Linked DNA regions of Mus musculus: regions 1, 2 and 3 are each linked to region 4. Evidence: chromatin loops called from intact Hi-C (ENCODE). Cell type or tissue: gastrocnemius. All regions are shown on one strand. Each heading gives the region's core, and the rest is flanking DNA. Links, peaks and the distances in the headings are about the cores only.

Evidence for each region. Hi-C counts contacts between places; a loop is a spot of excess contacts. Peaks named below come from ENCODE experiments on the same cell type or tissue, not always from the same donor. Only the 100,000 strongest peaks of a DNase experiment are listed, where the experiment ranks them.
Region 1: it touches region 4 in a loop (6-fold over the local background); 27 of 42 quality-filtered maps call a loop at or near these places.
Region 2: a loop joins it to region 4, with 2.8 times the contacts of the local background. A loop is called at or near these places in 15 of 42 quality-filtered maps.
Region 3: it touches region 4 in a loop (2.9-fold over the local background); 22 of 42 quality-filtered maps call a loop at or near these places.

The regions. Positions count from the first base shown.
Region 1 is chr5:31,692,802-31,701,251 of GRCm38, forward strand. It overlaps Rbks (ribokinase), which reads right to left and starts at 4,809. Exons shown (of 8, transcript NM_153196.1): 1 at 4,709-4,809. The coding sequence starts at 4,800. It overlaps Babam2 (BRISC and BRCA1 A complex member 2), which reads left to right and starts at 5,249. Exons shown (of 12, transcript NM_144541.1): 1 at 5,249-5,276. In gastrocnemius, for the core only: no CTCF peak of the experiment used is centred there; DNase peaks (open chromatin) are centred at 4,877, 5,150 and 5,687; H3K4me3 peaks cover 2,141 bases; H3K27ac peaks cover 2,642 bases.
Region 2 is chr5:31,609,551-31,618,000 of GRCm38, forward strand. Mrpl33 (mitochondrial ribosomal protein L33) reads left to right here and starts at 4,401. Exons shown (of 4, transcript NM_025796.3): 1 at 4,401-4,472; 2 at 5,053-5,071; 3 at 6,831-6,937. The coding sequence starts at 4,451. The region is part of intron 2 of Gm38424 (a long non-coding RNA gene); the gene reads left to right. In gastrocnemius, for the core only: a CTCF peak has its summit at 4,612 (motif pointing left); a DNase peak (open chromatin) is centred at 4,468; H3K4me3 peaks cover 1,912 bases; H3K27ac peaks cover 1,469 bases.
Region 3 is chr5:31,929,696-31,934,695 of GRCm38, forward strand. The region is part of intron 7 of Babam2 (BRISC and BRCA1 A complex member 2); the gene reads left to right. Among named protein-coding and RNA genes, the nearest start is that of Gm52770, 67 kb to the right of the region's middle. In gastrocnemius, for the core only: no CTCF peak of the experiment used is centred there; no DNase peak of the experiment used is centred there; H3K4me3 peaks cover 527 bases; H3K27ac peaks cover 3,197 bases.
Region 4 is chr5:32,135,570-32,144,019 of GRCm38, forward strand. It overlaps Fosl2 (fos-like antigen 2), which reads left to right and starts at 903. Exons shown (of 4, transcript NM_008037.4): 1 at 903-1,236. The coding sequence starts at 1,135. In gastrocnemius, for the core only: a CTCF peak has its summit at 4,399 (motif pointing left); DNase peaks (open chromatin) are centred at 1,664, 1,842, 2,249 and 4,277; H3K4me3 peaks cover 4,463 bases; H3K27ac peaks cover 4,903 bases.

The sequences.
Region 1 (8,450 bases), core at 2,179-7,178, 440 kb before region 4:
TGTATCTTTTCTAACTAGGGCAGAAACTGATACATAGTGTAAATCCAATAAAAATGAGTTGAATGACCGAAAAGAACGGGTGATATACATGCTATAAAAAATAAGGACTTAAAGTATAATTAATGCAGATCTGTAAACTGAACATATAAAAAAGAATCATGTATTTTCATATCTTTCCTTAGACCAGATTTGATTTCTCTTTTCGTTGTAACATGAAACCGTTTTTAAAGACAGGGAGGGTTTCGTGTAGCACAGACTGGCTTTAAACTCCTTGTGTGGCTGAGGATGACCCTGCTGTCGGTTTTTTTTCTTTCTTTTTTTCTTTCTTTCTCCCATTTCCCAAGTGCTGGATTCCAGGCATGTGCCATCATGCTTGATACAACATGAAACCTCATGAAACTTTAGACAGGATAATGATAAACACAGATGGGCATTACAAAATGTCAGCTGGATGAATGAAGGAGTTTTAAGAATTATTACTACATGGAGCTTACTACACATAGAAAACTAAAATTAAAAAAAAGGCTCATTGATTGAATTATCAGTGTCTGGCACTCAGCAGTATATAAAGTGAGTTGGACTTGGATGCCTTCCAAAAAGGCTTAGTGAAGCATTTACTTCTAAAGTAATTCTATAGTACAGGCATGATGTCTAGGCTGGCTACATTAAATGCAGGAATACAATGAGAGTAATGGAGTAATGAAGATGCTACTTTTAGATTTGAAGATCTTTAGTTATTCTTTACCAGTGTCCAAGATAAACAGTGAATATACAGAGACTACAAATTTCCACATGGAATTTACACAAAAAGGCACTAGTATTGGTCTCTTAGAGAGAATGATAGGAAGGAAACAAAGTCTGGGCCTTCTGGGTTTCAGCCTTCATTTTGCCTTTGACTGGCTGTGTGATCAGAAGTGACCTGTTTAAGCTCTTGGTCACCTCATATGCAAATGTGAGTGAGGGTGGACTGAAAAGATCCAAAGGTTCCCTAAGTGATAGTGTAAGGTTATTTGATGCTGATATACAGTGTGAGTAAAATGCTCTTAAAAGATGCATACCGTAATCTCTCCAATTTAGAAATATCTTGTATACAGCAAAGGAGAACTTAGGTAGTGAATAGCCAATAAGATATAATAAGAGAAGGAGATTATCTTGAGTTATTTAGCTGGGATCAGTGTAATACAAGGGTTCTTATAGTGCACATGGAATGAGTTAGGCTGATGCTATGTGAGAAAGACTTAACCAACTACTGTTTGCTACTAAGATGAAGGGGACCTGACTAAAAAAGTAACAGAGAAGCTATAAACATTAAGAAAACATCTCCCAGAAAGGAACCTCACCTACTGACTCCTTGATTTTAGTTTAGTGATTACTAAGCAAGACTTATGACCTCCAGAGCTATAATAATATTAAGGCAATCAAATCTATGGCAAATTGTTTCAGCAGTAGTAGGAAACTAATATAACCATGACACATATTTTACAAACAAAGCCAGACCAATTTTATTCAGGGTTCTGAATAAAAACAAGGTATATATATAAAAAAACCCAAACAGATCATGAAAACTTTTTAAGAAAAATCTATGGAAATTAGTAGTCTAGGGAAGAGTTTTTAATTAGTGACTCATATGAAAAATATTAACTCAAATATTTTATAAGAAAATGACAAGGGAAATTAGGACATTTATCCATAATGTAAGTTTCTAGGCCCTGGCTTACTTATCTATAAACTGAGGGGCTAGGATTAATAGCCCGTAAAATTTCTCTACTTCTGAAATTTTAAAATTCTGACATCATAAAATTAGCCTTTGCCTCTGGGTATCCCTCATCCCCTGAAGTCTGAAGACTAACCACCTTAAGAGACATTAGGCTGTCTTTAGTGTGTGATGGTTAAGCTTCTCAGAAGGTGGTGGACTGAGCCCAGGACTTGGCCCATGCTGAACATGTACCTGACAACTGAGTAACAACCCCTAACTTTGTATGTTCTTGATGGAACTATTTCTAAAGTGAAATATTCTCCCTGTGTTTTAAAAAAAGATTTATTTTATATATGTGAGTATACTACGCTGTCGCTGTCTTCAGTCACAGCAGAAGAGGGCATCGAATCCCACTTCAGATGGTTGTGAGCCACCATGTGGTTGCTGGGAATTGAACTCAGAACCTCTGGAAGAGCAGTCAGTGCTCATCCATCTGCTCAGCCACCGCATTCCCTACTTTGATCTAAAACAAACACCACATTCTACCTTTTCTTCAAGAACTGCCACTGGGATTAAGTTAGTTAGGATGGACTGGAGACAGCCTACACACAGGGACTTATGGACAGGTTAGTCTGCAGCATTCCTTATCTGGGAGATCAGAATGACGAGACCCTTTGCATATGCTCGGCCTAGGGAGTGGCATGATTACAAGGTGGCCCTGTTGAAGTAGGTGTGTCACTGTGGGTGTGGGCTTTAAGACCCTTATCCTAGCTGCCTGGAAGTCAGTATTCTGCTAGCAGCCTTCAGAGGAAACTGTAGAACTCTCAGCACCTCCTGCACCATGCTGTCTGGATGCTGCCATGCTCCCTCCTTGATGATAATGGACTGAACCTCTGAACTGTAAGCCAGCCCCAAATAAATGTTGTCCTTTATAAGAGTTGCCTTGGTCATGGTGTCTGTTCACAGCAATAAAATCCTAATGAAGACAAAGGACTTTTCACACTTCCAAATGTGACCTGCCAAACTTAAATCTTTACTATCTGGAGCTTTACAGAAAGATGTGCTGACATCTTCCCCTAGAAAAATACACATAAGCCTCCTCACCAAAGGTCTCCAGCTATATTGTCTTCCAGTACAGAAAATCATGCCTGCCTCAGCGTAACTTAGGACAAGGTAGCAGCTCAAACATTTCTGAAAAAGGAAAATTTAGAATTTAGAGACAGACTTGGGGCTGTAAGCCTGTAATCCCAGCTACAGCAAGATAGCATGGTCAAGTGCCTAACTTACATGGTACAAGTTCAGCATGGGGAACTTAGTGAGATTCTGTCTCAAATAATAAAATTAAAAGCTATAAGTGTAGTTTAGTAGTAAAGTATTTACTAGCCATGCAACGGACCTGAGTTCAATATCTAGCACCACACACAAAATTATATAAACTTTAATTATTTGTAGCTCTTCTGTTATTGCTTCATTTAAAAAAATCATTTTTTTACTTTTAACTCTGTGTGTAGGAAAGCAATGCACTTGGAGGTGTGGGACCCTTTAGATGGGAGTTACAGGTGGTTTTTATCCAATGCTCTTAACTGTTGAGGCCATTTCTGTAGTCCCTACAACATATCAGGGTTTTTGTCAATTAACTTGCCTCTCCCAGTCTCCTTTTTCTTTCTTTCTTTTCTTTTTCTTTTTTTTTTTTTGTTTTTTTCGAGACAGGGTTTCTCTGTGTAGCCCTGGCTGTCCTGGAGCTTACTTTGTAGACCAGGCTGGCCTGGAACTCAGAAATCCGCCTGCCTCTGCCTCCCAAGTGCTGGGATTAAAGGCGTGCATCACCACGCCCGGCCCCAGTCTCCTTTTTAATTCCATCTTTTCTGTTGTGTTTGGTAATTTGAAAGCATAGACTTATTTATTCTATCTATCTATCTATCTATCTATCTATCTATTGTGTACACACTCATGCATCACATATGTAGTGTCCTTCCACCATACTGGGCTCCAGGAACTGAAGGGCATTAGGCTTTAGTCAAGCACCTTTACCTCATAGCCATCTTGATGAATCTGATAACAATTTATAATGTTTTAAGCAAGATTAAGTTAGATATATGAGGCCCCTGGAGCTGTTTTTAAAGTAGATATAGGTAGTTTGGTGAAAGGGTTTGGTTGTTTTGATTACCCCAAGGCCTTATTTCAAAGTTCTCTGCTATCTTTTGGAAAAATAGTTTAGGGACCGATGACACTAAGTTGCTGGGAAATATGGTTATTAACATAAACAGAATTATATGGCCTGAGTTTTTTGGAATACCTGAACTATTTTTTTTTCTACAATGTATATTGCTTATCTGCTTGGAAAGCTGTTTTCATAAAAACAGACGACAAAGCAGAAGGATCTTCCCTACAACCTCTCTGACCTAACTCAACTATTCTCATTTAGCACTATTTGGTCAGGTTTTTAGTGGCTGTAATTGTCATGTTTGTGTGTGTGTGTGTGTGTTTTAAATTTTGAATTCACACTTAGGTTCACCACAAAGGTTGGCCCATGGTTACATTTCCACATAAAAGTAAACTGTAAATATGGAACACTGCAGGAATGCCAACATGAGTGAAAAGGTGTTTGCCTCAGTGCCTTCTTTCACGTGTTCAATCCAGTAATACCCAGTTGGGTCTGGTGGACAAAACACTTCTTGTGCTCTCAACCCTGTGAAGTAGGTACATCATGTTCTCAGAGGTTAAAATGTCATGGGGCAGCCTGGCCAAGGAAACAGGTGCAGGTGTTTGGGGGCGCCCGTAGGTGGGGGTGTCTATCAAAGCTTTCATTCAGTCCCCCCACCCCCCATCCCTGTCCCTTCCTCTGTCATTGACCTCCACAAACTTGAATTCTGCCTTTTCACCTCAGAAGTCGTGCTTGGAAACCTGAAGCTTTCAGGAAAGTTCCAATGGTGGGTGCCCACCGATCCGAGGCCCGGGCATCCACAGTGTGGCTCGCCCTCCCGAGACCTTGCGCTGCGGCCCCGCACTAACCTGACCAGGTCGGTCATGCAGGAACCCACCACTACCACCGCTGCTGCCTCCTCCTCCTGCCAGGGCCTCCCGGGCTCCCCACACGCCGCCATTACTAATCCTGCTCAACCCTGACGCTGCCCTTTGCCCTTTGCCTGACCCCGTAACCAGGGACGCCGCCCCGTCCTCCTTAACGACGCGGGCGTTCCACCCGCCTGTGCCGGTCGCCCTCCCAAATGCCCGAAATCTCTCCGGCCTTTGGCTAGTCCTGATCCCTCTGGGACCGGTGTTCCTGCCCCGCCTCACAAGCACAGGGCCCGGCCGCCACGGCGAGAATGACAGAGCGCGCCAAGCACTAGGCCAGAGCTCCCGGGAACCTTCAGGCGCTACCCGGTCGCCTTCCTCAGCTTCCGGCTTCTCGGCGCGGGGACGCGCACGCCCGGCCGGCTCCGGAGAGGGCGGGACGTCCGGGGGAGCGCGCACGCATCCGGCCCGCGGTTCGCGCGCAGGTCGGTGCGTCGGTCGGGGGCGCGCTCGGGTAACCTGTACCCCGTCTAGTCGCCGGTTACTGATCGGACTTAAGTTCCAGGTACCTGGACCCGGGCTGGTGCGGGGAGGTTGGATCTCAGTCGCACAGGTGGCGCAGAGAGCCATGTTTGAGTATGGCCAGAGAGCTAGCCTCTTCAAGAGAAGGCCCGCGTTCCAAAGATGCCCCGCTCGCCCCACAGCACGCGGATTCCCTCAAGAGCCGCCCCCAAGATCTGAGGCTTCTCTTTCTCCACGTATCTCGTTCAGTCCTGGTTTCTGATGAAGCCCGCCTCTTTTTGCACTTGATGAGGGCATCATACAATTTGGGAGAAAGGGTTGGATCCCTTTAGATTCTCCTCAGAATGGGTGGACATTCTTTGGATCGGAACCAATTCGCTCTCCCCGCCCCTCCCTGATGTTGCCCAGTGGAGAAATTGCTCCCCCACAGTAACTTCCCTCGTGCGCCATATGACGTGGACGTGATGCAGCAGGAGGCCACCCCTTTCCGTTCCATGACGTCAACGGGGGCACATGTTTCCGTGTTTGTCATCCTCTCCTAATTGCGAGAGCCTAGATGGTGCTTTATACGTCTTTGTGTTCCCCAGACAGCCTGCCCACTAAAAGACCTCATGTGACCTTATCTTGCGGCAGCAGATTTTTTTATAAAAATTATATATTTGCATCTTCCGTCTGCAATACATCAAAATCAGGAAATACAAATTGCAAAACAAGCATTCAAGAGAGGCAGGTCACCAAAATTTCCTGCTTCTCTGGAATCAGTTATAATGGTGCCATATGTAAAGGAGAGGTGTGTGTTTCTAATCCATATCCCTGCATATTGTACCAAAGAATCATCTTTTTTTTTTTTTTTCTCTTCAAATTCCTGATTTTGGAGTCAGTATAGTTTTTTTTTTTTTTAACTTTCATTTGTTAGTGAAGTCACACTTACTGAAACATCTTGAAGCTGCACAAAACCTTGCACTGTCAAAAACTTGTATTATAGCTGCTGTTCTGGAGATAAAGACAGAAATCCATTCCCTCAGGTGTGATCCTAACGTCTTGACAGTTGCTGAAGTGGAATGGGTTTTCATAATCACTAGTGTGGTTTGGCGTCTGGAGAAGGTTGTTTCCTTTGGCATTTAATTAGTGAATCATTCAGGCTAGTACCAACACTGGATCAGCAGGAGCCTAGTTGGTGTCTAGCTGTAAAGCAATCATGTGTATAAATTCGTGACTTTGTCTTTATATTTACCGAAGTGTATGCTTTAAAAATTCACCTTGGTGCTTTCTTTAGTGGCCATTGTAATTAATGCTTGAGAAGAGGATAGGAATAGTGGAATTTGAGAGAGCTCTGGACCTGAATTTCAGTCCTTCTGTTTGTTCTTTATGTGACATTAAATAAGTAACTTGATTTGGCTGGTCTTTAGCTTTTGTATTTACAAAATGGAAACAGTATTCATTAAGAAACTGTGTGTGTGTGTGGGGGGGGAGTGGATGTTTGTGCAGAGAGGTGAGTAACAGAGATCATGTGTGAGGTGTTAGTTTGATTTCTCTTTCTTGGAGAAATTTGGTGTAAATTAGATACTCTGAGGAAAAAAACAAACCATGGAACAGTTTTTTTTTTTTTTTTTTTGTCATAAGATATCCTTCTGCTTGCTTCTCAGATGACTCTGTGTGTTTTGAATGTGAAGTAAATGAGCATCCCCCTCCAGGAACTGTGACATAGTGGGCAGACATCAGGCAGGACTGTGGAGTTTAGAAAAGTCTTCAAAGTGATAGTGTGGGTGAGCCTACTGTCCAGAAACAGTTACCCAAGTCACCTGGAATGTGGGAATTAGAAACATGCCTTATACCAGACTGTGAAGATGAATGGCAAGGCTGCATATGGAAGTGACTTATAAGTCATGCCATGCTATAAGATATATGTATTTTTATGATAGATACTATATATAGGAAAGGAGACATTTGCTCATGTTAGATGTATTAGAATGTATGGGGAGGCCAGCTCCCAAGAGTCAGAAGACAACCATGTAGAGACTAAAGTATACTGTGTAAAGCTTAAGCACCTCACAAATATTTCGGGGGGGGGCATCATGGTGTCACTGTGTGTGTGTGTGTGTGTGTGTGTGTAACTACAATGATAAAGCAAACATTCAGTTTAGCAGAGCTTATAAATTCTTATGTGGCACAGTGCTTAGAAACCAGAACAGCAGGTACTCATAATTGTACCTGGATGGGAATGAATTTGCTTTCATTGTGGGATTAATCTTTCAGATGGAGAGAGACAGTAGTCATTTGAATTGACTTATTCACCTCTAAAGCAGTAGCTTTCACCTATTAGGAGTTCGTGCACACTCTCCTGCAGCTCCGTGAACATCCAAATCACATACGTGTGATTTATTGCTTTTGTATTATCAAGTGTAAAGACTTCGCAGTGCCAGAAAATCAAAGACTGAAAAGATTCAATTTGTCTTTGTTGCTTAATATCTGGACACGCATAAATCTCTGCCCTATGTTTTTATAATTTAAGTGTCAAGTACCTTTATCCCCCAGATTTAGCTGTATTTAACCCCTATGATTTGTGTGCATGTGTGTACATGGTATGTCTGTGTATAGAGTATGCATATATATGTGTGTGTGTACATGATTTGGAGAGAGGATAGTGTTGAGTATCTTCCTCTATCGTCCTTGACCTTAGATTAGAGAGAGGGTCTCTCACTGACTTTGGGCTTCACGGTTTTGGCTAGACTGGTGAGCCCAGGGAATCTGCTGAGTTGAAACCTGCAGTGCTGGGGTTATAGATGTGTGCCACTAGGCTGGCTTTTTACATAGCTGCTGGGGTGGAAGTCATGCTTGCTCAGGCTTGCTCAGCAAGCACTTTACTCACTGAACTGTTTTCTCGGGGCCCTCACCTTATTAGATTTTGAGGGTCTATTATATCTTCTCCATTGATGAATTTTTCTTCAGTTTTGCTTCCCTCACTCATTTCTTTAGAGTTATTTTAAGATTAATTTGTTTATTGAATCTATTATTTGAAGCCATATTCTGAGCATGGGTTTTAGTTATGGGCCAGTCCAGTATCCATGGTCCTGGTCAATATTTAATAAAGCTTGCTTCAAATATGGTCTAGAAAAAATTCCATTATTTGAATTTACCACATTATTATTCAGTAACATTATTAAATGTTACTGAATACTAAGTGTATGTTAACTGCCTTTGTTAAATGTAAGAATTT
Region 2 (8,450 bases), core at 1,572-6,571, 530 kb before region 4:
GTTGCCTCTTGAACTTCAGTGCTTTCAGATCATCGAGGGATCTTGTTAAAATGCAGATTGTGATTACAGAAGTCACCACGGAGCCTGAAATCTGCATTGCTAGATAGTTCTCAAATGCTGCTTCTGCTTCTGCTACTGCTTCTGGCACTGGCAGGAGGTAGAGGCAGGAAAATCAGTTTAGAGATCTCTCCTGGAAAGCATTCGGAAGAATTAGAGCCCCGTTTCAGTTCTCTCAGATTGAACTGGCACAATGTGCCAAGTCAAGTATCCAGGAGGAAGGCAGTAAGAACAGTATAAAAAGCAGCAGACATGGTGGTGTGCACTTGTAAACCCTATTCTGTGGAGTAGGAGACAGGGGGATGCCTAGGGCTTGTTGACCAGCCAATGGAGACCTCTGTACAACAACAAAAACAACAAAAGAAAACACCCCCCAGCAACAAAATAAAACAAAAACAAACAAACAAACAAAAACAAAAGCAACAACAACATCCTCCCTCCAAAATCAAAACAAAGCAAAACAAAACTAAGGCCTGTCAAACTGGAACTATGAGATGTCTCTGTAGGCAAAGGCATTTGTAATCCCACTACGCCTTGGCAGAGGCAGGAGAATCTCTGTGAGTTGAAGGCCAGTCTGGCCTCCATAGAAAACTCCAAGCCAACCAAATATACCTAGTGAGACCCTATCTCAATAAACCAACCAACCACCCACCATCCAACCAACCAACCAACCAACAAACCAACCAACCAATTAATCAATCAACAAATAAAGCTAACCAACCAACTAAACTAACAGAAACCAAAAGAGAAAAAAACAAAACAAAACAAACAAAAAGCCACCAAAACCCCCACACTTCCTACCCTCAAAAACCGTGAGCTCTGGGGAGTCTCTGGCTGGTGAAAGGCAGCTGGCTCTGTGCTGTTCTTTCCCACCGGATGCCTCTGTGGCAGCTGCCCTGCAGTCCAGCTTCCCACCCAGTGCAGGAATGCCTGTCTCTGACCAGTCTGCACCTTTTGCCTCCTCCAGCTGGGTTTCAGCCCATCGGCCCCCAGCCCCCCACACCCTTTCAGATGCTTGACTTTAGCACCTACACTTTTCTCCCGTCTGTCACCCACCAATCAGACCGAATGTTTTGACTTTCCCAAGCCTGCTCCTGTCAGGGTCTTTCCAGCAGAGTGTGAAATGTGTGGGCGGGAAGGGTGTTGTTAGCAGGGCCTCCATTAATCTTTCTGGTAGCAACTAAGCTTCCTGGTTTGGGTCTTCGGTCTTGGGCGTCTGTTAAGAGGCCTAGAGCCTTCTGGAATGTAGGTGTGCACCTTTCTCTTTGGTTATTGCTCAAGACTTCCTCATTTATTTCAAGTTAGCCACGTTCTCCGCTCCTCTGCTTTCCCAGAGGAAGCAGATCATCACGCAAAACGAATTCCATGGCCACACCTGCAACTCAGGGCCTACTAGTCAACCCAGAAGTCATGGATCCCACTTAGTACGGTTCAATTTTTCCCATACCTCAGACCCTCTAGGGCAATGGTTCTCAACTCCCATTGGGGGCCAAATATCAGATATCCTGTATATCAGATATTTACATTACAATTCTTAACAGTAGCAAAACTACAGTTGTGAAGTAGCAATGAAATATTTTTATGACTGGGGCTCACCACAACATTAGGCACTGTCTGAAAGGGTCCCACCATTATGAAGTTTGAGAACCTCTGCTCTAAGGGAATTTTGCCTAGCTTGAACTTGTGCAGATCTTGTGCTTGCTGTCATAGTCTCTGCAAGAAGGGGAAGTAGGCACCAAGTCCCACCTCCAACCAAAAAGCTCTTGGCAACTGTTAGCTTCTGGGAAACAGAACATCCATTTTCTTTCATAGAGTGGCACTGGGCATATCAACCACAGCCCAGGGCACACCTCCTGGCCTGGACAAACTGAACTCCATGGTTCTGTTTTGGGGCGGGGGAAGGCCAGTGATTAAAGCACCACAGAGAAGTCTACTGGCTGCTCTGAGGGGACAGTGAGGGAAGTGTGGGGTGAGATGGGGCATACAGGTCAGGAAATGCTTTCTAATGGTATTGCCTTGTAGTAGACCTCAGTGAAAAGGCATGGGGCCGAGTCATGATGGCAGGGTTGAATGATGGGGGCATATTAACTGCCAACCTAAGGATGCCTATTCCCTGGAGACTGAACCCAGGGCATAAGCCCAGCTTTCAGTCTTATTCTCCAAGGTGCTCTTTGCTCTAATACTAAATTGTTGAGATTTGATTTTGAAATTGCCTTGGTCTGCCTGGAGGCAACTGAGCAAGTACCATCACTTTTCGGAAAACTCAATCTTCTCCTGTGGGGTCTCCCTTCTACCAGTACCCATGTTCCCTGGTCTGAGGGATAGGTTAGGGAGCTAACACCACTGATCTTGTGGACAAGAACAACAGCTTTATTCCCCAACTTTGAGTCAGGCAGGGCGTATGTGTGACAGTGGACTGGATAGTGTGCTGTCAGGGACCTCCCAGCATAGAGAGGTCCAAATCCCATCACTAAGTGCGTGTCTGCCAACACGAGGCAGGTGCACCTAGGATGAGGTGTGGGTTCTCACTCCCGCCATCCACTCTCTGGGTGGAGATCCGGGTTAAACAGTGGTGTCCTCTCTTCCCTCCCCAACTCCAGCTTCCACAAAGGCTGTACTTGTTCTCCTTACCTAACTAACTGCACCTTTCCTTTCTGGCTGCCTTTGCTGCTCTGCACTTTATAAGGCATAGAGGGCTAAGTTCAGGTGGAAAGAAAAACTAAATCTGGAATTACATCTGTATCAGTAACATCTTAATCAAGTCACCAGCTGCCAGCACTGTGTTAGGTGTAAATAACAGGCAGATGTACCTAATGGGAGGAGAAAGTAATTGCCTCCTTCACACTCCATTCAAGCATTCAAGAGACATGGTATCTTTTTTGTGTTCCTGTGTTATATGTGTGTACATGTGAACTGGCACACATGAACATATGTGCATGTGTGGAGGACAGGCCAATGTTGCTTTCTCTCTACCCTATTTAATTTTTTTGGAGATAGGATCTTTACTGAACCTGGAACTCTCTGATTTAGCTAGACTAGCACTAAGTACATGCCTGCCATATTTGAAAATTTAAAATATGACCTCCAGATTTTGAAGATTTGGATTCAAGACCTAGACTTTCCACTAATAACTGGAACAGCCTTGGCCAAGTTAGTTATTCTTATCCTTGGATTCCTCACATGGAAATGGAAATACAGCATTGCTGAGAAGATCACTTAAGACAACAACAACAACAACAACAACAACAACAACAACAACAACAACAGGCCAGAGAGGATTGCTTAGCCACTATGAATATTTGTTGCTCTTGTATGGGAGTAGGGTTTGCTTTCCAGTACCCACATGGTGGCTCACAACTATCATAACACTCTGGTTCCAGATTTGAAGCATGATGCTAAACTTCTCAGGTACCAGGCACACAAGTGGTACACAAATATACAAGCAAGCAAAACACTCAGGCGTAAAAATAAATTATAATATAGGGAGAGTCATTATAAACACACAAATTAAGCAAAACAACAGCAAAAATAATAAAATCCTGATTATTAATTGGGAGATGAAGTTACCAGTGAGGTCCCTGGTGGTGGAGTTAGGACTTCTTGCACAGGCATAAAAATATTGCTGGGCAAATGGTAGATCAGAGTACAATATCCAGAGACTACCCCACCCGGGGATCCATCCCATAATCAGCCATCAAACCCAGACACTATTGCATATGCCAGAAAGATTTTGCTGAAGGGACCCTGGTATAGCTGTCTCGTATGAGGCTATGCCAGTGCCTGGCAAATACAGAAGTGGATGCTCATAGTCATCTATAAGATGGAACATAGGGCCCCCAATGGAGAAGCTAGAGAAAGCACCCAAGGAGCTGAAGGGGTCTGCAACCCTATAGGTGGAACAACACTATGAACTAACCAGTACCCCCAGAGCTCGTATCTCTAGCTGCATATGTATCAGAAGATGGCCTAGTCGGCCATCACTGGGAAGAGAGGCCCCTTGGTATTGCAAACTTTATATGCCCCAGTACAGGGTGGGTAGGGGAGCATATAGGGAACTTTCGGGCTAGCATTTGAAATGTATATAAAGAAAATATATAATAAAATTAAAAAAAAAAAAAGATAGATCAGTGTCTCTTGGGAAAGGCTACATGTTTTGGAGCCAGGCAGATCTGGGTATTGTGATATTTGGCAGTATTATCTTTTGTATGGAGGGGGGGTCCTTCCCATAATACCACAAAATTCACTACCAATAAATCACTGAGTCAGAGACTGCCCGAACTTCAGGGGAGGGCGTGGCTTCTGTCCACTTCCTGAGCCTTCTACCGGAACCCGCGCATGCCCCGGAAGTAGTCGTTGAGCTCTTTAGGCGGGTCTCGGTGAGAATCGGTGGACCATGCTGCTCTCCGCTGTCTCTTGTAAGTCGGTCTGAGGCGGCGGCAGGGCCTGCGGCGTGGAGCCGAGGCGGTGACCCGCAGGTCCCGAGGTGGAGCCCGGAGGGGTGGAGGACCTGGCGCGGCGGCTGCCACCCCGCGGCGCGCCTCCGGGTCTGGTGAGAAGGCGGCGGGAGCCCCGTCGCCCTCTGCAGGGGTGTCCGAAGAATGTCTACTGGCCGCTGTGGTATTACCCCGCTGCCTGGCTCCTGGCTGACATCCTGATTAGAGTTAGCATCTCAGGCGACTTTGCTGCAGTCTGTAAAGTTCAAACAAGAGCTGTGTTGCAGTACAAATATTTACACTATAGAAGGGTGGGGATAGAGCAGATATTACTTAGAACGATGTTAAGATGGCAGACAACTGTTGATTATACCAAGACAACAACAACAACAAAACATTCATAATTGTGTGGGCCAGACTCACACCAGGAAAAAGTTATTTTAGTGTAAAGTGGGGAATACTTTTAAAGTGTTTTTGGTTACAACTAATGTTGATAAGCACTTCGAATGAAAAAAATAACAACCTTATCTTTTTTCTTTCTTCCAACCTTTACACACACAAGTTGCCAAGAGCAAGTCAAAGTAAGTAAGGTTTTTGTTTTATTGGCCCAGTGTTTGGGTTTGATCTCCCAAGAGTTGATCTGGGGTTATTTATTTGGTTAATTATTTTGTTGATGTGAGCACCTTGGGGGAAAAGTCCTTTGATGGTGCTACCATTGACAGTTCGATCCTGGGTTGCAGATACATAAGCTGAGAATGCATCTGATATACCAAAACCACAGATCATGTCGCTTAGCAACCCTGCTTCCTCTTCCCTTTGTGGCTGGTAGGAAGCCGAGGTACCCGTTACTAACTGGGGAAGAGAGCACAGTGGGAAATGTGGCCTCTTGCAAAGCAGTGCATTTGCACTGGGTAAACTGAGGATGTAAGTTGAGGACTGTGCTGTCTCCCTTCTGTCCCAGGGAGTATTCACAGCCTTTGTGTAAAGGAACTTTGCTTCTGGTCTCACCTCAGAATCTATTAGTTCATTGCTTTGCTCCTAAAGCAAGCATCAGGCTGGTGATCTGTTTGGCTCTACCTAACCAGAGCCATTTGCCTGAGTCTTCTGCAGGAATCTACAGATGAGCTCTGATTTGATGGAAACCTAGAGCCTGTTTATAGAAGTCAGTCCAAGCACTAGAAAGATTGCAGAGCTAAGCGTTAGGCAGCTGGAACTGAGAGGCTAGACCTGTGCCTTGCCTATGGGCCAGTCCATCTGTTCCATAATTTCAGCCCTAGGAGGCACAGACTTAGTGTCTTGTAGGGCTCCTCACAGAGTAAGTACCCCATAGAGACTTGTTGAATCCGTGTGACTGAATGGATAATTATGTTAATTATATAACCCTCTCTCCCCTCCAGTACTGGGCATTGAACCTAGGCCCATGCTGGGCACAAGCTCTCTTCCTGAATTCTGTTCAGCCTCATATTTGTTTTTCTAAGTTTTCAGACTCAATGAGTTGCCCAGGTTGGCCTTGAACTTGTGAACTTCCTGCTCCAGCCTCCTAAGTGGTTAGGGTTATTGGCCTGTACCACCATACCTAGCATCATTGTCTTTCTTGTTCCATCAACAAATACTGTAGTCTTCAGGGGCATTGTTTGAGGAGTAATGTGGCCTTCTTGGCTTTATTTTGTTTTGAGACAGGATCTCAGTCTGTGGTCCAGGTTGATCCTCCTGTCTCAGCCTTCAGAGTGCTGAAATTATAGATGTGAGCCTCCATGCCCGATTGTGGTTTCAAGTGCTTCAGATGTGTAATGGCATGACGAATGGCTTATGTGGGGAGGCAAAGATGACACACACATACGAGAAAGTAACAGCACAGGTATTCAAAGGTCAGGGAGATAAATGATAAGTTTGCTGGTTTGGATGGCTAAATGAGATACAAAGGTGCCCAGGGCCTGTGCATCAGTGATGTAAAACTTGAGATCTATTTTGTCCCTTCTTGCTATCAGTCTTTTTGGAAGATTGGCTCTCCTTAGGCAGCCATCTTCAGGGTTGCCTTACTGTATGTAGCTGTGACTACTGTCACCCTATATATTCTCCCACCAGATGTCTGCTCCTCATGAGAGATGCCCTCAGAGGCTGATTCTCTGATTTGGCTTCCTCACTGCCGCTGTTTTGGCAAGGTTGTCACGGAGTCACTGTAGGTCAAGAGCCGTTGAAATAGTTTAATGGGAAATGTAGACTGTCATGGCATGGACCCCTCTTAGGGCCACTATGACTCCATAGCAAAGTGTGCTGTGTGTTCTTGGCGGCCTACCTAATGTGTTTTGAGCTTGTGACAGTGCATTTTTTTGATCTTAGAACTATCCTGGTGAAACTAGTGAGCCAAGCTGGGACAGGTTTCTCCTTCAACCACAAGAGAAGCCGACTCCGAGAGAAGCTGAGCCTTCTGCACTATGATCCAATAGGTAAGGCTCAGAGAAGTGACATCACGGCAGCTCATGTTCTCAGGACCTTCTGTCTCCTTTTCAAATGAATGTCTCTGGGGATTTTGTGGCCCCCTTGGAATCGTGCCATTCACTTAGGGATATGTGCTGAATGTTACTGTGGTGCTAGCTAGCTGCTATGCCAGGTGTGGGTACACCAGGACACAAGAGCTTTGAGAGGGAGGGAAGATGTGACATCGTGGTAAGTAAGTGCTATGAGCAAACCCATCGGGCCACGGGGAGATGGACTTGAGCTGGGATAGTCAGGCAGAGCCTCTAAGAAGGGTTAGTTCATGAAGGGAGGAATTCAGCTATCTGAAGAATAGGCAGTCATCTGCGAAGGGGAGGGCATGGCCTAACAGTGGCAAGTCACAGGGTTCAGGTATGAGTTAAACAAATAGAGAACATGTGTTGGTACATTTTCTATCATGATATCTACCAAAAATGCCATAATAAATGGTAACTTTAAGTTTGTCTAGGAGACAGACATACTTGGGCTGATGAGATGGCTCGGTGGATTAAGGCCAGTGAATCTGGTGACCTGAGTGCCATCATTGTGGCCTACATAGTAGGAGAGAATAATGGCCTGCAGGTTGTTCTCTGACCCACACACATGTGTCTCTCCCGCATACACGCACAATAAGTAAATACAGCAAACTAAACAGAGACAGGTTCCAGAGGCTAGGTGTCTCCTCACAAACCCAGCCAATGTTGGTGGAGATCCACCCTTCCCTAGAATTTATGGGCTTGGCAAAATAAGCTGCCGGGTGTTTTATTTTAGAGTTTGGGGCTTTAGTTTTTCTGCCCACTTTAGTTGCCTCCTAGTAAGATAAAGGCAGAATTATCATGAAGAGGCATTAAAAAATCTCAAGCCCAGTTGTCAGCTTAAAATTGTTCAAATTCCATTTTGTTATAGAAATAAAATTCCCTGCTGTTTTTATGATATCCATATTTCTGACCATTTATTACTGTAATAAAAAGGGAATTCTAGTCTTAGTCGTGAAGACCAGAACTCTAAATTTCAGGAAGATTCCTGTATGCTGGAGAAATTACTAGAATGAAGAGGTTTGATACTGGATTGGTGTTCTCATTCCTTCTGATTTCCTTGTATTAACTGGTTAAAAAAAGTGCAGAGAATTATACTAATTCTAATATAGTAATATTTTACTGCTATTTCATTCAGCTTCTTTAGAGTTGACTTTTAGGAAGCCACCAGCATTGGTAAGTGTTTGCTAGATGAGCTGTGATAGTTTAAATATGCTGGAATTTCATCCTTAGCTTTTGAGAAGTTAGGATTACAGTTGTCAGTTTCGTGACACTGGGAAAGAATGCACCATGAGCGTCTTAGATCACAAGTTCATATGTTGGCTTCCTGTACATAGCTAGGTTTTCTAATAAGAAATGTTGGTAGCAAATGACTTTTTTGAAGAAGAGAATGCCCTGTGGTAGGGGATACCTGCTTCCTTCTGTTCTGTGGGACGTCCCATAGACTTGC
Region 3 (5,000 bases), core at 1-5,000, 210 kb before region 4:
TATAGTTGGCAGAGTTACAACTTTGTGTTCATCCACGTTGTAAGCATTTGCCCTTTCTCTCTTTGGCGCTATCACTGGCATTGAAGTTGTCTGGCAGCCTCAGTTCTGATTTAGTTTATGCCTGATGATTTTACTGGTATGGAACATATTTTTGTAGGGCTTAAGCCATCAACAGGTTTGTCTTTTCACTCAAATGGCTCCCAGGGAGAAAATATTTGATCTGCAATCACTACATTCTGAGGGAATTATTTACCTAGGTCAAGACCTTCAGGAGTTTGCTTTTTAAAAGAAAAACATACATACATACATACATACATACAAACATCAGTTAAAATTATTAATTTCCTATTTTGTGCCACGTACTCTACAGACACTGTTCAGAGATTAGAGTGGGCATTACAGACTAAAAACACAGATGCCCAGGCTCAAGAAAAATAGTGTCCTATAAGCGACAAGCACAGAAGCTACTGCCAGTGCAAGAATCATGAGCTCTGTCCTGGAGTTCTGACTCCACCAGGAGGTCCATCGCTAGAGTCCCAAGAAGGACAGGAGAAAGGAAGACATCTGCACAGTTTTGAAGGATGAGTAAGTTTTCCCATGACGTGAATGGCAGTGTGAGCATGTGGGACAGAAGGGCTATCATCAGCTCTGGCTGCTGCAGCAGGGGCATCCGTAACATAGTCAAGATTCTCTGAGTGGAACATCGTGCATATTTAACCATGAGTGGTCCTCGCTACAGCTTAAGCACCAGAACTTAGTGAAGTTAAAGGTCACCCTTTAGTAGCGTTTGACATCCTCAGAGAAATTCATACAATGGTTGCTCTTTTTAATGTTTCTGGGATATTCTTTTTTGGCTAGTTCTATGTCAGGTCAGGCAATGTTTGCACCCTGTGTTTGGATAGTAGCTAACACCATTCTGGGTCTCTCAGTCACGCATGCCCCTGTCTTAGGGTCTTTGCTCAGCCAGTGTTGGGTTGCAGAGGCTTCCATCCAGGGAACCTGCTGGCAGGCAGCTCTGTACAATCACCACACATCCTCATACTGTGTGGTACGAAGCAACATTGATGCGCTATCCTGGACTTAAGCTCATAAGGGATACTTCACACATACTTGGTGGCTCTTTGGAGGACACAAGTACTGGCATCTTACAATGCAAATTACACGCATTTATCCAGGAGGCTAAATTAAGTGGGATGGGAAGGAACACGTATTGTTTCATTTTCCTCGTGTGTCTTTTAAGCATGGGTAAGTGGCATGCAGTAATGAAGCAGAGTGTGTGCAAAGGGTGAGGTGCTTTGATGGGCAGTGGTGTAGAGTAGAAAGAAATTGCGGTGAACGGGAAAGTTGGGAACGTACAGAGGCTTGTGGGCTGCATGTGAGTTGTCAGCATACAGTACATAAAACAAGGTTTAACATCATTTAGTCAAATTTCTATAGGCTACTACAAAGTTAAACTGTGACGTGCTCTGTGAACTTTCTAATGTTCGACCATGATGATCCCAAGGTTTTTAGCCATGCACAGCCAGCTTTCCAACAGATTCCTTCTAGAGGGAGGGCACGTAACTGAGAAATGATTTAACCCAGCCAGACATCTTCAGGGAGTTACAGAGGCAGTGTTCTTTTAAGTGGCTTATGTGGCATGTGAAGAATGCCTGTGGAGCAGAGAGCACAGGCCCAACCATTTACCCCTGGAGGGGAAGGAACACGGGTGGCACTTTCTTATTAATGTCGATAGGACCTCAGGACTACTCCATGGCCCCTCGGGTTCCTTGGGCATCTGGGATCGAGATGCTGGAGAGCCAGTGTTCCATTTAGAGCTTGAGCCATTTTCCAATCCAGCAGACCCGAGAGCTTGGAATTGGAACATGGGCAAAAGCTGAGCCAGGCAGAAATTAGACACAGGCCTTGGAGAAATTCCACTTTACTTTTTCTATTATCAGAGTCTTTGGCTTAGCCCAACCCACCCAATTGTCACAAAAATTCTTCATTTGTTTTCTCTGGATTGGTCAGAACCTAGATTCCCACCTTTGAAAAGGATTAGGCAGAGCTCTGGTGGACCTGTACATGACCTTTCCCTGAAACTCCTGAGAAGTGCTAAGGTCTGGGCATCCCAGAAAACAGAACTGGAGTGGTAGGTGTGTCCTTCCTGGTACTTGTCCATTCCTGCTTGCAAGTGCCCTGCACAGCAGTGACTTATTGCAACTATGACAGGGGCACAGTTGCAGCTTGCTTAAACATGTGTTTATCAAGTGAGGTTCTAATTGCATTTTGTAATTGAGGTAGACTGAGGGTCGAGATCTTAACTAGAATTGTAACTTCTTTTTCAAAAGGGGTGTGTGTGTGTGTGTGTGAGGGGTATGTATGTGCATGTGTGTGTGTGTGTCAGGGGTATGTATGTGCATGTGTGTGTGTGTGTGTCAGGGGTATGTATGTGCATGTGGAGAGGGCACTGGATTCCCTGGAGCAGGAGTTACAGGTAGTGAGCTGCCAGTTGTGGCTGCTGGGACTGGGACCCAGGTTCTCTGGAAAAGCAGTGCATACTCTTGACTACTGAACCATCTCTCCAGCCCACATGTATTCACTTTCAAATGTAAAATAATCCATTATATTGTTGCCCAAACCTCATTTAGTAAAAATTTAAATCTTATCTACTACATCCATCTCTTCAGCCAATTACTAATTCCTAAATAAAGACCAAGGACCTCAAATGAAGCCCTTTGATTTTGTGGCCGAGCAAGCTAAGAGTCATAATTATTGACAGGAGAATTCTTTAGAAATTTGTAATGTACTTTGACATTTGTGGTGCTCTCCCTAAACGGTGGTTAGATCCTGGGCAAGAGAACATTGTGTTTGGTCTCTGAACCTTGTGCTTCATACCTGGGTAGTACAGATAAGTCAAGCACTCTTGAGATACTTGAGATATGCTTTATTTCTGTAGATGACACCTGGAAGAAGCCAGATATTGCATGAATGGTTAAAGCCCAGACTCCACAGTCAAGCAGATCTGGATTTGGATGCAACCTCTAGTGATCTGCCAGTGATCCTGGACAGGTTCCTTAGTCAGTTCAACCTCAGCTTCGCCACTTATAATGTGGCTGTGAAGAGCAAATTGAATAGCACTCGGTGAACCATGGCTCTCGCTAGCTTGGGCTCCTGGTGCCAGGCTGCTGCTCCGTTGTTGAGATGACCTCATTTTAGATTCCCCATCAGTAACTAGGTAGCTCCCTTCCTTACACAGCTCTCATAGCGTCGTACTTGGAACATTTGATTTTTTAAGCATCTTGACTGGATATGACACTGCATTGGTGACATTTTGATAGCTGTCATTGCATGGTTTAGTTCCAACATCTTTCAGCACATTCAAAGCATCAACCTTTCCATGTTGGGGCTTCTCCAGCAGCAATTATAGCCACGGGGGAAGAAAAGCTATACATGTTCCCCTAAAATATCACTGAGATTTGTGTCATAGGCCTCTGGTGACAAAGACTTAACTGCTAGATATCAGTTCTCCACACTTCCTTCAGATAAAATTAGACCATAGAGTAACCATTTGATCCATAAGTATAAAAAAAAGATTTTCAATATTTCTGTACAAAATTAAAGCAGGTAGCAAATCTCTTACTTCTAAGATTATTTCTATTGCGTGTGGACAAGAAGAGTGGGGTACTAGACATTGTGATCAGTTTTTCTGTTTAGCCTGGTGGGTGCTTGCCCTCCCCCAAAGCTTCCCAACCTGCTGCTTGCTACTTTCTTGATGACCTTCCTGAGTGTGAGCCAGACCTCCTCCATCCAACTCAGCAGGTGGGCCAAGATAGGTTTATAATTAGCTTTCTTAACAGCCCCAACTGGCCACTCTTAAAATAATTTGGCTAAGTGTGTCCTCTTGTGTTATATGGGATATGCTAGTCGTCAGCTATCCCAGGAGGTGCTGGAGATCGGGAGAGTTGCATGCTTGTGGAGCGGGAAAAAATAACTTTCCGTCCCGAGTTTGAGATATGTCACAGAAAATGTGTATCTGGAATATCTCATTGGACTTAGATGACCATCGTTCCCCCGGTTCCTGGATGCCCAGACTTTGTGTAAATCACATGGAACTGAGAACAAAATTCTAGGAGAGAAATATAAGACAGTTGTCTCAACCTGATAGGTGCCAAATGCCAAGGGCAGATACTAATGCCACATGAATAAAGAAAAACTATGTGCATCGAGCCTTGGAAAGGGGAGCAAATTGGAAGGTGGAGTAAGGGAAGCTCTGGCCTAGCCAGAAGAAGGAACAGGAGGGAGGCAGCATCTCCCTGACATGTGTGCTGCTATTGGACAGATCAGCTGGGCAGAGAAGTCTTGGAAGTAGTTCTGTGTAGCCAAGGCTCCGAGGTGATGGGATCTAGAGACTGGGAATAAGAATTGAGGCTCTCTGCTCCTTCAAAGGCCACTGCCTATTGAAGATGCCAGATTGTTTCTGCCTGGGTCACACTGGGCCACAACCATGTACCTCTCCCCCACTGGGGAGGTAGAAATGAACAGGTAGTACCCCAAACTGGAAGATTTTCCCAGAGAGCTCTTCTCTTCCACAAACTCCTACACTTGTGTGTGAACACAAGGGGGGGGGGCTCAAAAAAAGCAGACTCCTTCCCTTTGTTATACTTAATCTCTTGATATCAACAGTCATAGGACAGATAGTGACTTATGTGCAAGCCGTCAGATATAGTAGTGTTAGAAATGTATGCAAGCAAGGCTGGGCAGTTCCACACAGATACTTGGTATTTGCTTTTCTATGTGGTTTCTGTTATATCAAACACAAGGCAGAGAAAGTTGCCCCCACAGCCCTGCTGGAGTGAGCAAGTGTGCTCTGGCCTGCTACAGGCCACTTTCTGAGCTGTCCAGGCCATGGAAGCACAAATAGCAACCTCGGGCACATAAGGACACGCACAGGCCACAGAGCCTGTGAAGGGCTCTGTCAGGTTTCAGTGAACAGATGTTTATCCCACAACGCTTCCCCT
Region 4 (8,450 bases), core at 1,403-6,402:
AGTGCGAGGGCCGCGCTCTCCCACCCTCCCCGCCTCCCGCCTTCCTCGCGCGGGGTCTGTGGCTGGCGTCAGCGCGACCGCGAGCGAGGCCGGGAGGGGAGCGCCCCGCCCGCCTTCTCCCCTCCCCTCCCGCGCCTCTTCCTCCTCCTCCTTGTCCCAGGCCTCCTCCCCCGCCGCCTCGAGCGCTCCTCCCAGCAAGGTGGAGTCTAAGGTTGACGTGAGTGGATCCACATGGTGCGGGGCTGGAGAATAAAGAGTGTGGAGTTGAACTCGTGCCATTGTAGTGACTCATCTCGGGCAGAGCGCAGGGGCTCGAAGCGAGACAGTGAGCGGCGCTCGGCAGGGACAGAGAGAGAGAAAGAGAGCGAGCGCAAGAAAGAGGGGGAGAGAGGGGAGGGCGAAGCGAGGCGAGAAGCGCGAGGCTTGGCAGGTCCTGGAGCCAGCACGGGGTGCAGGTCACTGCGACGCGGAGCCACGTCCCTCTCAGCACCGCTCAGCCTAGAATCCCACGGGCGCTGTCCCACCGGCGCGATCGGGGCCGCTGGACCGGCGCTCACCGCCTTGTCCTAAGTCAAGTGTCCGAGTCGCCGGGAAACTCAGGCGGCGAGTTGGCCACAGGAAGTTTATTCTCGGGCTCCTTTTCTAAAAGGAGGAAACAGAAGTTTCTCCCAACCGGCAGCTTTTCTTTTTCGCCTTTTTGGCGCCCTGAGAGATCGGGGAGGGAGTCCCCCAGAGCTGCCAAGCGACACCCGCGGGGCTCCTAGTCTTTTTGCGTTGCCCATTTTTCTCCAGCCCGTGGGTCCCGGCAGAGCTCCGGCTGCGCGCGGGGGCGGAAGGGCGCGCGCAGGGGAGGGACCGAGGGACGCGCCGACTTTTTAGAGGGAGGGACTCGGTGGACAACCGGTTCCGCGGAGCTTGCAGAGCAGAAACGAAGTGCGGTGCGCGGCGATCGGGGGGGTCACTTCCCGAGTGTCGCTGCCTCCTGTCTGCCTTGGTTAGGGGACATCCCGGGAGCGAAAAGCCCAGCCCGTGGCCGGGCCGGTGGACCAGCGAGCGCGCAGCAGACTGTGCGCGGCCGCGGCGAGGGCGGGGAAGAAAACCACCCTGTTTCCTCTCCGGCCCCCACCGCGGATCATGTACCAGGATTATCCCGGGAACTTTGACACCTCGTCCCGGGGCAGCAGCGGCTCTCCTGCGCACGCCGAGTCCTACTCCAGCGGTGGCGGCGGCCAGCAGGTACGTGCGGGCCGGGGTGCACCTGGCGGCGCGGGCAGACTCCTACCCTCTTCTTGCTCCCACTGCCTCCACCCCCAACCTCCTTCTTTTCCCTTTCCTAGCCAGGCTAGAAAAATACTTCACCGCTGTAAGTTGTGGGTTTCTTTTCTTTTCTTTTTCTTTTTTTTTTTCCTGTTCCGCCCTACCCACTCTCCACTTTTCTTTTTCTTTTTCTTTTCTTTTCTTTTCTTTTTTTTTAAGCAAGTGGAGAGTGGGCTTGAAGAGCCAACGACACCCTCTCCCCCTTTTCGTACTTAATTTTCCAGAAAAGCTCTTGAAATTACAGGTCCCCTCCGGGAAGCCTGTTGCCTCCTTCCGAGCCGCTCTCCCTCCCTTTTCACGTTCCTCTTTCTAGGTAGTGGATAGGCAAGAAAATTTTTGCGCCCCCTAAGCCCCTCCCAGCCGTCAAGGACCCTACGGGGGGGGGCGGGGGGGAAGGCTTTTTAACCCTTTCTTCTTCTGTTATTCTTCGGTCTTAGCTGTTTTCTGAAAGGGATTGGGGACTCAAAAACAAAGCTGGGCTCCTTCAAGTGTTTGGGAGTGAGGGCGAGGGTTGCCCCTGGGAATTAGGTGCGAAGGTCAGGAAGGAAGAAGCTGGCTTTGATTGGCTCTTGACACCTCCTGTGACACCCCCCCTCCAGCTTCCGGTAAGGGTTGGGCAGGAGCCTGTACTTCCCCCCCCCCCCAGCAGAACTTTGAGGGGCTTGGGGGTACCTGGGGCAAAGAAGCTGTCAGAGAGAAGTGGGAGAAAGAGACACATCGCTTGAGCTCCTGAGTGGATTTAGAAGTAGAAAAACATCTCTTTCTAAAGCAGCCAGACTGGTTTGCACTGAAGGATTGTGCCTGTAATCTGTGTCTTTGTAGGTACCAGACAGGTATTGGTGGGGCGGTAGGGGTGGTAGGGTACCTGGCCTGTGTCGCAGGAACCACAAACACCATCTTGTGAGGGAATTGCATGAACTCAAAAGGTCCTCTGCCACCTGAAGCCCACCTTGGCAAGCATCTGGGAGTTCCTAGCCAAGCTGGCTGCAGCCAGAGTTACTCCATAAGCCAATAGCCATGGCCTTGACTTTGACCTTTAGAAGTCAACCAGATAGGAGGTCAGGGGTCTTCCAGGGAAGGGTGGAGTGAGCTGGGAAATATAATAAAAATATGGCTTTCTTTGTAATCTGACAAGAGGGGCACCTCTCTCAAAGTAATGTTCCATATCTGGGGAGTCCTTCTAAATGACTTTTCTGTGTCTAGCTCCTCCCAAGCCCCATACCTACTAAGCACCCACTGTAGACAGCCTGGTCTGAGCATTGAGGGTCCAGTCAGTGGACCCTTTCTTACTACTGAACACCCAAATCATACCTGAGAAGTAGTCGCTTATGTTTGCATCCCAGTACATTTGGTGTTTTGGGTTGAACCCAAACATCACTCATCAATGGGTTTAGAGTCCTTTATACCTGTTGTCCCCTACTTTCCAATCCAATAACCCCACCCCATGTACCTCTCCTTTCCAACCAACATAGAAGCTTTGCGTTTCTGTTTCTTCCACTAATGAGACCAAGACAGTGAGCACTGACAGTACAATCTCCCTGCCTGGCTTTGCTCAGACTCTGGGGCCTGGATGGGAAGTCAGACCGGACATCAGTGCCCCAACTGAATAATCTGTGTCACTAGGGCTTTGAGCCCAGGATGTGAGCGGAGGCAATTCCCTGTTTTGGAAGCAAATCAGACAGGAAACCGATGCTCGGATGAAGGAAGAGAGCTCCGTCCAGCAGTGTGTAATAGGGCCTCATTACCCAAGCAAAAAGCAGCTGTTGGCTAATTCCTAGCATGCTGTAACACAGGAGGATTTTGCAATTAGCAGCAACCAGTGCATGCGATTCTCAGGTATAGCTGCCTATTCTGCTCAGCCTTATGAGCAAGAAGTCTTTCAAACCAGAGGGATTGGCAAGGTAATGCCACTTAAGCCAACTCTCAGCCTTGTCGGGGCGGTGGGTAGGAGACGAGGAACAGGGGGAAGGCTTCCCCCTCCCTGATCTGGCTGTCTATAAAACTGTTCTGTGGTCCCAGTGATAGGCCTCTGTTTTTGTTACTTCCCAAGTCTGTGCTGCTACCCCACCCCAATCTGGGCTCAAGGTAACTTTATTACATGCCAGATAAAGTCTGTAATCAGCTCTGCTCCCAGCCCTCTACATGGGGAAGCTTTCCTGGCAGTTAGTGACTGGGCCTTCCTCCTTTATGACTGCACGGTGGACCAATCCAATCAGTGGAACTTGTGAGAAGTTCCTGGTTTTCCTTGTGCAAGTGCATACTATTTTCCCCCTGTTCTCCTTGTTTGTGGGGTCCTGTATCCCCATAAATTTGCTGTCTGGCACTCCCCCCCCGACCCCCCCCCCCGCGACATCTAGCTTCATAAGGTCTTAATACTGCGTCTTAGTACTAAGTACCTAGTACTTCCCCACTGACCTGTGGGGTGGGAGGCAGACAGCTCTTTGTTAAGACCTCTGCTTGTGTCTATGGCAGGAACTCAAAACACGAAAACTATTTCCTGTTGTAGCTATAATCTCAATCTCAAAGGTTAATCAATCCCTGGCAATTTAATTTTTTTTGGAGCTAGGTGGATGCACCTCTTCCTCCTGGAGTGTGCTTTGTTGTTGTGATTTTCTTTTTCCTGGGACAACACCTCCAGATATATGCTGTGCCCTGCTCCTTGGCTGTTACGGTTTCAGGGCCCTGGCATTACGCAATCCAGCCAGTTACACAAACATAGGTCATTTCATAACTTGTTTTCTTCAGCCAGGCCCCCTTCAAATGAAAAACAAAACAAAACAAGACACGGAACTTTTCCAAGGCAGCTATCTGTTCTGATGACTTGTGAGAGTAAGTCAAGGGCATTTCCTTCAGGATCAGGGACCATCAGGCCAACTTTTCCCCCCTGCCACATTCTTCCAACAGGCGTATGCGCGCGCGCACACACACACACACACACACACACACACAAAATTCCCCAGAGTGAACTTTTGCCAACTGTACCAGGCTGGGACATTCCTCACATCAAACAACTTTTACCAGAAATGACTGTGATTTCCCAAGTCAGCCTCAACTGTACCCCTCTAGTGCCCCCTACAGGACATTTTTGGAAGAGCTATTCTGAGAATGTATTTTTCCAATCTCAAGAGTGTTAAACTTCGTTAGTTTTCCAAATTCTTAGAATTTTTCTTCTTATTTAAGGCAAACGAATGTCATATATTGAACAATAACTAACTACAAATGACTTGAATTAAAACTGAGTTTAAGAAAAAAAATCTTTTTTTTTTTTAATAAAGCCCGGTTGGAATAAAAGAGTGCTTTTTTTCTTGTTCATGAGTTGCCTCCCCCAGCCCATGGTGTTTTCAAATACTCAAGGATTGTTTTCCCCATCTGCTTGTGTGGGGAATGTTGGAGAAGGGAGAGATGCGAATTGGTGGTCTTTCTCTCTTTGTTTTTTGTGATCTTACAGATGTTGTAGATTTGGATCATGCAGTGTTATCCCAGGAATGTATCTGTTCCGCGGATTCCTCCTGGAGGAGGTGCCCAGTTTCTCACCACCATGGGGTGAAACAGCAGTCATAAACTGTCTGAGAAGTGGTTGAATTTTCCTTTCTAAAACCCTGAGTACATTTCCATTATTGTATTGACTGAGTGTATTATTATTATCGAGTGTATTATTATTATCGTATTGTACTGACTGTCTTATTATTCACACTGAATATAAAATTTGAGGGCTTGAGGTGTTTTTTTTGTGTGTGTTTGTTAGTTTGTTTTTTCTTACAACAAACACACCAGAGCCTACACACCTAAATCACATAAACCATTATCATCATCATCATCATTGACATCGCCTCCTCCCTTGCTGGACTATATGCTTAGTTGAATGCTGAGACTGCCGTTCTCAAAGGCGTTGCAATACTGGGTTTTTGTTTTGTTTTGTTTTTTATTGTTTTCAGTGCATATAGAAAATTCTCCCTGCCAACAAATCTTCTCTCGAATGGTGAATTTGATATTTGAAAATTACCAAAAGGTCTTTGGAATTAAGTCTGACACATGAAGTCTGAATGGACAGACTGGTGAGACCCCAAGTCTTGTAGGTCTCGGTCTCCAGCGTCCATTTGGAAAGATGTTCTCCCATTCAAAGCTCATAAAATGGCCCCTTGCTGACAGCATCTTTGTGTTTATGCCTTGGACATTTTCCCCTTAGTTACACAATTCCGGTTTATGTGTTGAAAAGGAAAAATTAGCCTCACTGCTGGGTGGACGGGGTTCGTCTCTATTGTGTGTTGAGTTGTGACCTCAGCAGATCAAATAATGTCAGCTGTTCTGTTTGAGATCTACGTATCTGTCCCAATCCCGCTTGGTAACTTGACCCTCTGAGCCAGTAACAAAGCTGAATCAGCCTTGACAAGTGGCCGGTGTCACTAGGCTTCCTTTCCAGCCGTTCTTTAAGAGGTGACAGACCACCCGCCCTCCCATGGGAGCAGGCTACTGTCTCGTTCATGTCTCGTATGATTAGACAAGAATCAAGGAAGACATGGAATAGGGGTGTGGGCAACCCTGGTCTGATTGACTGCAGAACTCAGGAGATGGGTGAGAGGAGGAATTTTCCCATTCAGGAGTGGGACTCTCACCAGAAAGAGCAGGAGACCCGAGTAACCTGGGGATAACCCCTCAGGGGGCTCTGCCTCTCGTTTCTTTCTGTTTCTTGCTTTCCTTCATCCTGGCAGTGAAGTGCCACAGGCTAGACTGCTTCTTTTAAATGAAGCTGAGACAGAGAAGAGACTGGTGTTGGGCAGGTCCTCTGTGATAATGTGTATAGGATAAAAGTTTGGAAATTTTGAGTTATTAGCAGCAATTTCCATTGTGACATAAATGGTTTTTCCTCAGAGGAGAAAGGCCAGAGGTCACGATGACGGCCAATGTAATGCTATACAAGAGGCCCTGGGTCCAGTGAACACACACTTGCCTGATGTTGGTGTTGGGCCTGAGAAGTGTGAAGAGAACATGCCTTTTACCCCCTCTCTCCCCAGCTAGTCTGCTGGGATGTTGGATTTCCCTAGTCAAGGCTATAGAAAGGAGATAGGCCAGTTCCTTCCTGGATGGCCTGCCTGCCTCCCTGCCTCCCTGCCTGCCTGGCTGGCGTAGCAGCTTACAGGGTCCACAGGTTCATGTCTTGCATAATTGGGGTCCAAGAAGGACCTGCCCAACAGGATGGGTCAAGAACAGCAAGCCTGAGCTCTGTTTAAACTCTGCCTGCCTAGCTTAGGACTGTGGGAGTGCCTCCATTTGAGCCTAAGGGGATGGTGGTCTAAACTCTTGTTTTCCAAGACTACTAGGTATGACTCTTTCTGAACCCAAGGTCTCATTGTTGAGTCCGGAAAGACTGTTTTCCAAGTCAGCAACTTCTGGGCTGTGAGACTTCTCTGGTCTGCTGAGTTGGTTTCTGATGAGTTGGACAGCACATCACTGAGTGAGCAGCCCATTGCGCCTCAAGCACAGAATGCTGCTGGTTAACACTGAAGTCCCCAATCCCCAAAGACACACAACACAGCTTGTAAGGATTTGAACTTTTGCTCAGGGTGTGGAGATCCAAGTTGGTGAGCGATGATCCTTGGCTTCCTGGATGAGAGGGGTATCTCTCTTGGTTTGTTTGATTGGTTGGTTGGCTTTTGCTTACCTCCTACCTGAGCCTAGGAGACCAAACTGTATTTGTAAGTGAAGTTTAATGAGCCCTGGGATTCTCATGTATTCCCTACTGATGCTCCCTGCTATAGTGGGAGAACAGAGTTGCACCACAGACGGTATGGCCCAGAAAGCTTAAGAGCTCACCGGATTTGGCTCTGGAGGTCTATGGGGGCCATTGGTCCTTTTATAGACATTTACCCAAAAGTTGACAGGGAGACACAATATTTCTAGTACTTAGAAGCTCTGCCAGGCTGGAATGCCATATAGCCACCCAACATTTCAGCCCTGTCCCCAAAGGAAGAGTTTTCCAGGGGCTTGTACCCCAAGAGAACTTGGTCCCTGGTTACTTCTCACATTCTTCTCCCCACCCCCAACCCCCCATCGCTGCCACATGATACCGGGTGCTGTCACAACATTGCCCTGCAGCCAGAAAGCTGTCTTGGTTTCTTTCTCGTCAGTGTGAACTCCTTCATGGGAATCATGACTCCATGTCCCTTTTATGGGACATTTGGGTCATTCTTCGACTGTTGGCATAGGAGGAGAGCCTATTAGTCAAGTTCACTTCTGAGACCACAGACTCTTAGCCTTATCTCCTCTCTCTTATCCCAATGCCACTCTCTGAATAACACGTTTGGAGTTGAGACAAGACCCATCTGCCAGATCTAATTGAAACTTTTGTGCCGTCTCTCCAAGAGGATCCTTTGGAGACAAAAGCCTTCTTTATCAGGGCTCAGTCCCCTCTGGGGACAGGACATTGTTTTTCTTGCAGTTTGGAGCCGGCATGTTATCCAGATGGCTTACCCTCTGTCTAAAACAAGGTGTACACGCGATTCAGAGGCAGTCATTACCTCCCGCCTTGTTTTTATTGCCGCTTTGTTTTGTCTAGACCAAGCCATCGCTGCAAGGAATCTGGCTGGTGTCTACGGGAAACTGTATGAGCATTGAGGGCCGGAGAGGAGCTGGGAGGCTCCTGCCTATCCCAGAGGAATCTCAGTCTCTAGCTTGCTTTGGGCTGTCCGCTCCCTTCCCCAAGCCTAAAACCGGCACACTGTTGTTCTTTGGAATGAGCAGATTTCTTAGATGCTTTCCTAAAAAGAGAGCTGGCAGCTGCCCCCAAGGAGGAGATGGTCACGTGAGGCCATTGTCCTGGGCACCCCTTCTATCTGAGGACCTGTCTTGGAGACGAGCAATAGAATACAAAGTTGGGTGTTTCCAAAAGTAGGAAGCTGGCAACTCTCCCAGGAGCTAGCCTGTACAGCGTACACAGACCTACATTATGAGGTGACGTGATGCTGATGGCGGTGGCGGCGGTGGCGATGGTGATGATTTGTAGTGCCTTCCATTTGTTTGGGGCAATATTTTCCTGCCCCTGTTGCATGTTATAATAGAATCTCCTTGGAGTCTGAAAAAGTACCTGTAATAGAACTCCACCCCTGAACAATTATTTTAGACTCTAATGGTGATGC